Linked DNA regions of Homo sapiens: region 2 is linked to region 1. Evidence: read pairs that join two places in POLR2A ChIA-PET (ENCODE). Cell type or tissue: A673. All regions are shown on one strand. Each heading gives the region's core, and the rest is flanking DNA. Links, peaks and the distances in the headings are about the cores only.

What was found. Peaks named below come from ENCODE experiments on the same cell type or tissue, not always from the same donor. Only the 100,000 strongest peaks of a DNase experiment are listed, where the experiment ranks them.
Region 2: POLR2A ChIA-PET joins it to region 1 with 5 read pairs; 3 of 35 experiments call an interaction of 5 or more read pairs at or near these places.

The regions. Positions count from the first base shown.
Region 1 is chr14:53,030,004-53,034,404 of GRCh38, reverse strand. No RefSeq gene overlaps it. Among named protein-coding and RNA genes, the nearest start is that of FERMT2, 81 kb to the right of the region's middle. In A673, for the core only: no CTCF peak of the experiment used is centred there; a DNase peak (open chromatin) is centred at 2,044.
Region 2 is chr14:52,838,494-52,842,894 of GRCh38, reverse strand. All of the region lies in intron 1 of LOC105370500 (a long non-coding RNA gene), which reads right to left. Among named protein-coding and RNA genes, the nearest start is that of GNPNAT1, 49 kb to the right of the region's middle. In A673, for the core only: a CTCF peak has its summit at 1,387; a DNase peak (open chromatin) is centred at 1,764.

The DNA of each region.
Region 1 (4,401 bases), core at 135-4,134:
AATCATGTTTTACGTTTCTCTGAGAGGCTTGTCAGACTCAGATTTCCGTTTATCTGAGATTTGCTGAGTCTTGTAACCACAGCACTTAATGATACTTAAGGCACATGTTAAAACTCAGCATGGTCACTGTTTGAAAAAAGTATTCCTCATATAACTCAGTTGAGACAAATTCTATTAATATAAGGACAATCTGCCACATGTGGTGGCCACGCCTGAAATCCTAAGCACTTTGGAAGGCCAAGGCAAGAAGATTACATGAGCCCAGGCCTTCAAGACCAGCCTGGGCAGCATAGCAAGACCTCCTCTTTACAATTTTTTTTTTTTAATTAGCTAGGTATGATGGCACACACCTGTAGTCCTAGCTATTCAGGAGGCTGAGGTGGAAGGATCACTTGAGTCTAGGAGTCCTAGGCTGCAAGTGAGCTATGATTGCACCACTGCACTCCAGCCTGGACAATAGAGCAAGACCCTGTCTCTAAAAACTAAATGTATGTGGAGAATCATGAAATCTGTGTTAGGTCATTTTCCTAGAATTGAAAATGCTCTCCTAACTTGATAATGCTTTATGCTTAATTTAATGTAACAGTTTCTTTTCGCTGCCTATTTTGCTTCACCTTTTTTTAATTTATTTTTTATTATTATACTTTAAGTTTTAGGGTACATGTGCACAATGTGCAGGTTAGTTACATATGTATACATGTGCCATGCTGGTGTGCTGCACCCATTAACTTGTCATTTAGCATTAGGTATATCTCCTAATGCTATCCCTACCCCCTCCCCCCACCCCACAACAGTCCCCGGAGTGTGATGTTCCCCTTCCTTTACTTAGCTTTGCTTCACCTTTCAATAATTTCTCATGTACAAATAGTTAATATTTATAGCTTGAGGTGTTGCCTTTATAGTGGGAATAAAAGGCAAATGATATATTACACCATCACGCCACCTCTTCTCTGTTCAAAGAGGTCTAATTTCATGATTTTGGCAACATTCTTAATGCTCAAGAAACCAGTGAGATCATTGAATTGAATAGCCATGTCAATCACAGCTCATCTTTACACTTTTACTAGCCAGATTTTACAGCCTGGTCTCTGCTTTGGTAAATATTTTATCATCCATATGCCTTTAACTTTATTGCTTAGAACTTGCCCCAAGTTTTTGCTTTTAACCTTTGTCCTACTTTTTGGTTGTCACTGTACAGGCTGAGCTTTCAGTAAACTGTATGCTGTTCAGATTCTTGCATAACATTCTAGTTTAGAAAACAGTAGTCTTTTTGCAGAGGGACAAGCTAAAGAATGTTCTCATTTATATGGTGGCAGGAAACTCAGACTTACCTAGGTATGTATATCATACTGCTATACATCTTAAAAAATTTAAGTCAGCTCTTAATTACTCATGGCATTGAGAAAAGTTTGACTACAATGAAATGATGAATGCATTATTTGTTTTGGAAATGTAATCCAAAAATACACTCAAGTCAACACATAAGTTTATCCTCAAAAATAATTCAGTAACTAATGCAGGCTCTTTGTCAGCTCTCAACTGAACTAGGGCGATGGTAAGAAGGACCTCCCAGTTTATAACGGTTTGGCTGACCCTTGGTGAGTGCCCATTTGTCAAATGAGGCATTAAAGATAGATTTTAATCCACTCGATCTTTTTTTAAAGACTTGAAGATCCTCCAGCTGAAATGTCAGTGTGCCCAAGTATGCAACTCACTATTCACAAAAGAACTTTCTTTCAAGATCTCTGCCTTCCATAAGCAATTCACAAACTCCTCTTCCTCTTTGCACCCTGTGTCAAGGCTTCCTGAGTACCATTTCAACAGAGAACTTATTTATAACTGCAATATATCTAAAAATCATAGTCCAAAATCTTTCAGGCAGACAAATGCCATTGATCTCAATGTCATATTCAGGAAGTCACTGATCCAAGTGCCATATTCCACAAATTCCCAGGCATAATCGAACTTGCTAGAAAACCAAAAAGGGAAAACCTGGGAAGTGGGCCAAGATCCTTGGTGTCATTGTACAACATTCAAGCCAACTCTGGTTTCAACATTCTTTTGAGATTGTTAATCCCTGATTGGAATGCATTCCACAGTGCTTGGCCACAGATTGTCACACAAGAAGTACACTGCAGAATTGTACTTGCATATTGCTGGCTTTTTGCAATAGGAAAATAGAACCCTTAGTAGGAAAGTCTGTTTTGTCTTTTTAATTTGTATGAAATCTCTGTGGAAGTATTACAATGTAGTAGACATAAAACTGGATTAGGATGGTCTATCATATATAATCTTGAGCTAATGCCTAATCTTCTAACTACCCTACCTGTTTCCCAAGGTGGTTATAAAGAATTAATAAGATAACATTTTATGTAAGGCATCACTGTTGTGATAAGCATAAGGAAGATGTAACTCAAAATATATGGACAAATGGTAAGCTTCAACAGTAAGCTTTACCAAGTGAGTAATAGTATCTGAAATAATCTGTTCATATGATACAATCTCAAAAATGCAACAGGATCTTTTTTGGAACTGGGCAAGCTGTGTCTTAAAATTGTATAGAAAAAATAAGAATATTCAGGAAATTTCCAAGGGGGAAAGAAGAGTAATGAGGACAATTAGCCCACTAGATAGTAAAACATAGTATAATGCTATTGTGACCAAAACACTATAGTAATAGTGTATGAAGAGACAAGAGAGACCAATAGAATAGATGAGGAAGCCCAGAAATATGTCAGATACATAGCCAATTTTAGTATATGATAAAGGCATTTCAAATCATTTATAAGAAGAGCCTAAGAAAAAAATGAGTGAGGTACCACTTTTCACCTATAAGAGTGACAAAGTTCTAAGGGCTTTATAACATGCTCTGTTGGTGAGGGTACAAGGAAAGTTACTCCCAAACATTTGCTGGTGGAAATGTGAATAGGTACAACATTTTTGGAGGGCAGTTTGGCAATATCTATCAAAGCTGAAAATGCCCATACCCTTTAACCCAACCATTCTGCTTCTACAAATCTGTCCTTCAAATATTACCACTCCTGAAAAATGACTTACATATAAAGTAATTAGTTACAGAATTGTTACTGACAGCAAAATATTAAAAGCAATATAAATTCCATTGATTGGGATTAGCTAAAGAAATTATGGTACCTCTATAAGGTGGAATTGTGTATAGATTAAAGAAATTAAAGATAAGGCAGTTCTATATGTACAGGTATGGCAGAGTCCCCAAGCTATGTGGTTAAGTGAAAACCCAAATGCAAAACAGGATGTATAGAATGTAGAGTGTAGAGTGTTTAGAATTTATGCCATTTATAGGCAGTCAGGAAGACATAGGATATAATACCTCTGAAAGATCAAACCAGAAATTACTCTTAGTGGTTACCTCTGCAAAAGAGAATTAGATAACTGAGGGACAGGAGTAGAAGGTATGCTTGCTTTTAGCTATATGCAGTTTGTTATGCCTTTTGAATTTTTAATTGTATGCATGAGTTACCTATTCAAAAGTGTGTTTTATTTTTTAAGAAACAAAAAACATTAGTAGCAGAAATAACAGGCATAATCTGATAACTTTACATACTAGTCTACATACCAAGGAACTTAAATGTTCCTTATTCTTTTGAGAGTATTGAGCAATATTAATATGATTACTATCCCAGAGGCAGATAGGAGATTGTAGGATGTGAGATTAGGAAAGAAATGCCTTACTCAGAATTAGAGGAATAAAGGATCAATCTTTAAAAGTAGGATGATTTAACTATCTGTCCCCATGCTCTTCTTCAGAAAGGCTGAAAAGAAAGGCCTTTGACTGCAATTCTCCTTATAGCTCAAGGTTCATATTCCTTAGATGAGCCATTGTTTTGGAAAACACACTAATGAGTTTTGGGATAGGACAGGGCCGGTCTGGAAAAGAAGAATCAAAATAGTTCTGTACTGGCTATTATTAAAAAGTCAAAAAATAACATGCTGGTGAGGTTGTGGAGAAAAAGGAATGCTTATACACTGTTGGTGGGGGTGTAAATTAGTTCACCCATTTTGGAAGACAGCGTGGTGATTCCTCAAAGACCTAAAGACAGAACTACCATTTGGCCGAGCAGTTCCATTACTGGATGTATACCCAAAGGAATATAAATCATTCCATCATGAAGACACATATATGTGTCTGTTCATTGCAGCACTGTTCACAATAGCAAAGATGTGGAATCAACCTAAATGCCCATCAATGATAGACTGGATAAAGAAAATGTAGTACATATACACCATGGAATACTATGCAGCCATAAAAAGAATGAGATCACGTCCTTTGCAGGGACATGAATGGAGCTAGAGACCATTATCCTTAGCAAACTAGTGCAGGAACAGAAAAACCAAATACAACATGTTCTCATAAGTGGGAGC
Region 2 (4,401 bases), core at 217-4,216, 190 kb after region 1:
TCATTGGCTAGAGTGATTTGTGATATCTTTTTGTTTGTTTGTTTTTGAGACAGAGTCTCCCTCTGTCACCCAGGCTGGAGGGCAATGGCACGATTTCAGCTCACTGCAAACGCCGCCTCCCGGGTTCAAGCAATTCTCCTGCCTCAGCCTCCCAGGTAGCTGGGATTACAGGTGCCCACTACCATGTCTGGCTAATATTTGTATTTTTTAGTAGAGATGGGGTTTCACCATGTTGGTCAGGTTGGTCCTGAACTCCTGACCTCAGGTAATCCACCCGCCTCAGCCTCCCAAAGTGCTGGGATTACAGGCGTGAGCCACTGCACCCAGCCTGTGATATCTTGTATAGTTTCACACGTCAACTCTTGAAACTGTACAAAGACTAAGGAGAGAGAGATAATTAGTTCTGAAATAGAAAAGGGAAAATCCTTATCAGAGAACAAAAAGAGAATGGTTTTGGTACTTTTTATGAGATTAACATTCAGTAATGGTTAAGTTCCCCATGGCCAAATTAATTAGAATAAGGAGGCATTAATGAGACACATTTTGAATGTGATCCAGATACATCTTTCCCTTTGTGAATAAAAGGTGCTTTAGGGATAACTAAACCAAATTCTAAAACTACTTTTCTCTACTGTGTAGTAGAGATGATTTGGGCTAGAAGTTTACAGGATAAAAAGCCAGCCTTTAGTAAGTTAAAAAACACCTTAATTCTTGAAATGTATGAATGGAACTATTAACATATCCAGTACTCTAGCCAGGTGTGGTGGCTCACACCTGTAATCCCAGCACTTTGGGAGGCTGAAGAGGGAGAATGGCTTGAGCCCAGGATTTTCAGACCAGCCTGGGCAACATGGCAAGACCTCATCTCAACAAAAAAATATAAAACATTAAATATATATTTTAAATATTATATTAAAATATATAAAATATAAAATATAAAAAATTGGCCAGGCGCAATGGCTCACACCTGTAATCCCAGAAGTTTGGGAGGCCAAGGCAGGTGGATCACTTGAGGTCAGGAGTTCAAGACCATCCTGGCCAACATGGTGAAACCCTATCTCTACTAAAAATACAAAAATTAGCTGGGTTTGGTGGCTTCTGCCTATAGTCCCAGCTACTCAGGAGGCTGAGGCAGGAGAATCGCTTGAGCCTTCCAAAGTGCTGGGATTACAGGAGGCAGAGGCTGCAGTGAGCCAAGATCATACCACTGCACTCCAGCCTGGGCAACAGAGTGAGACTGTCTCAATCAATCAATCAATAAAAATAAATTAGCTGGGCATGGTGGCATGTGCCTATAGTTCCAGCTATTTGGAAAGCTGAGGTGGGAGGATCTATTGAGCCTGGAAGGTCAAGGCTGCAGTGAGCTGTGACTGCCACTGCACTCTGGGTGGCAGAGTGAGACCTTGTCTCAAAGCAAACAACAAGCCATCCAGTACTCACCAGCATCAATAACACACTCTACATTTTAAATATCTGGTATTTAAACAAGTGCAATCAACTCAAATTAGAATCATTATAAAATCATGACAAATCCCACAAGGAGATAATTGTGTGTGTGAATGTGTTGGAGGTGGAGGTGAGGGTCACAGGAAGAAAATTCTCTAGTTAGAGGTTTTTCAGCACTACCATCTTTTCATTTTTCCTTCAAAGATGGACTGGCCAGACAATATCTGAAAGAAATGTTGCCAGGCCTGGGGAAGTGTCTACTGCTGCCAGGACAGCATTAGAATAAACAAAAGAGGGCCGGGCCCCATGCATGCACATCTCTGGATTACTCATGCTCACTCCCAGGGCCTCTCCCTGGCACAGCTGTGAAGTAGGCAAAATTTATCTTTAGACTCTCCTACTTCCCCTTCTGGGTCTTGGTCCTCTCTCCTGGTTCCATCTGAGATACTCAATGCCTCGTGCTGTCCAGGGTAGCACCACACCCAGGCACCCACATTCCTCCTTGGAAGCTGACCTTGTCCCCAAAGCAAAGTTTCTTGCTCTCCTTCTCCTTCTCCGCAACCCTCCACTAAAGTTAAAGTTAAAATTTCCCCCCTCTCAGCTAATTGCCTGGCAGGAAAGTAATATAAATGAATTCATACCGGCATGTGAGTCACTAATATTCTTTATTCCTCCCATGTGTACTGGCATTTTAAAAGTTTGTTAAGACAGGGCCAGGCACGGTGGGTCACACTTGTAATCCCAGCACTTTAGGGGGCCAAGGCAGGTGGATCATGAGGTCAAGAGATCAAGACCATCCTGGCCAACATAGTGAAACCCCGTCTCTACTAAAAATACAAAAATTAGCTGGGTGTGGTGGTGGGCACCTGTAGTCCCAGCTACTCAGGAGGCTGAGGCAGGAGAATTGCTTGAACCTGAGAGGCAGAGGTTGCAGTGAGCCAAGATCACGCCACTGCATTCCAGCCAGGAGACAGAGGAAGACTCTGTCTCAAAAACAAACAAACAAACAAAATGTTTGTTAAGCTAAAGGAATGTTTCCTTTAGAAGGAAAACTCCATCTGTAGGATACCCAGCAAAAAAAATCTGGGGAGGCCTGAGTTTCCTCAAACCATCCAAAGGCCATGGAGCCAATAGAGTCATTCCCTAGACCAGGTCTCCTCACCCCTACTGCAGGCAAGTTCGTGACCCACATTGACTCTTGGGCAAAGGGCTGATGAAAAAACTGTAGCAAATGCATGGATTTTGAAAATGTATTAAAAAGTGAAATATAAATCTAAAAGGTTAGATTTAATTCTAACAGTTTTCTTTTCTCAATGTCAAATAAAACAGAATGATTAACAAGGATATCAAGACCATTCAATGGAGAAAAGGACAATCTTTTTCAACAAATGGTGGCGGGAAAACTGAATATTCACATGCAAAAGAATGCAACTGGAGCCATAGCTTACACCACATACAGAAATTAACTCAAAATGGATCAAAGACTCAAGTGTAAGAGTGAAAACTATAAAACTCTTGGAAGAAAACATAGGAGTAGGCTGGGCACAGTGGCTCACACCTACAATCCCAGCACTTTTAGAGGCTGAGGCAGGAGGATTTCTTGAGGCCAGGAATTCAAGACCAGTCTGAGCAACGTAGGAAGATACCATTGCTACAAAAGACAAAAAGTTAGCCAGGCACCGTGGTGGCAGGCGCCTGTAGTCCCAGCTACTAGGGAGGCTGAGGCAGGAGAATGGCGTGAACCCGGGAGGCGGAGCTTGCCGTGAGCCGAGATTGCGCCACTGCACTCCAGCCTGGGTGACAGAGCAAGACTCTGTCTCAAAAAAAAAAAAAAATTAGCCAGGCACAGTGATGCACACCTGTAGTCCCAGCTACTCAAGAGACTGAGGCAGGAGAATAAAACTTCATGCTATTATTGGATTTGGCAATAATTTCTTGGATATGGCACCAATAGCATGGGCAACAAAAGAAAAATAGCTAAACTGAACTTCATCAAACTGTAAACCTTTTAAAGGAAACTATCAACAGACTGAAAAGGCAACCCACAGAATGAGAGAAAATATTCACAAATTGGCTGGCCATGGTGGCTGACACCTGTAATCCCAGCACTTTGGGAGGCCGAGGTGGGAGGATCACTGAGCCCAGGTGTTCAAGACCATCCTGAGTAACATAGTGAGACCTCATCTCTGTGGAAAAAGTAAAAAAAGAAAATATTTGCAAACCATATATGATAAAGGATTAATATCCAGAATATATAAAGAACCCCTAGGATGGATATGGTGGCTTACACCTGTAATCTCAGCACTTTGAAGGCTGAGGTGGGGGGATCGCTTGAGCTCAGGAGTTTGAGACCAGCCTGGGCAATATGGTGAAACCCTGCCTCTACAAAAAATACAAAAATTAGCCAGACATGGTGGCACTCGCCTGCAGTCCCAGCTACTCAGGAGGCTGAGGTAGGAGGATTGTTTGAGCCCAGGAGGTGGAGGTTGCAGTGAGCCAAGATTGCATCACTGCACTCCAGCCTGGGTGACAGAGTGAGACGCTGTCTCAAAAATAAAACAAAGTAAAATAAAGGAAATTCTAACATATGCTAAAATGGGGATGAATCTTGAAGACATTATGCTAAATGAAATAAGCTAGTCACAAAAGGACAAATTTTTTTTTATTATTATTATACTTTAAGTTCTAGGGTACATGTGCTCAACGTGCAGGTTTGTTACATATGCATACATGTGCCATGTTGGTGTGCTGCACCCATTAACTCGTCATTTACATTAGGTATTTCTCCTAATGCTATCCCTCCCCCTGCCCCCCATCCCACAACAGGCCTCCGTGTGTGATGTTCCCCACCCTGTGTCCAAGTGTTCTCATTGTTCAATTCCCACCTATGAGTGAGAACATGGCAGTGTTTGGTTTTTTGTCCTTGCGATAGTTTGCTGAGAATGATGGTTTCCA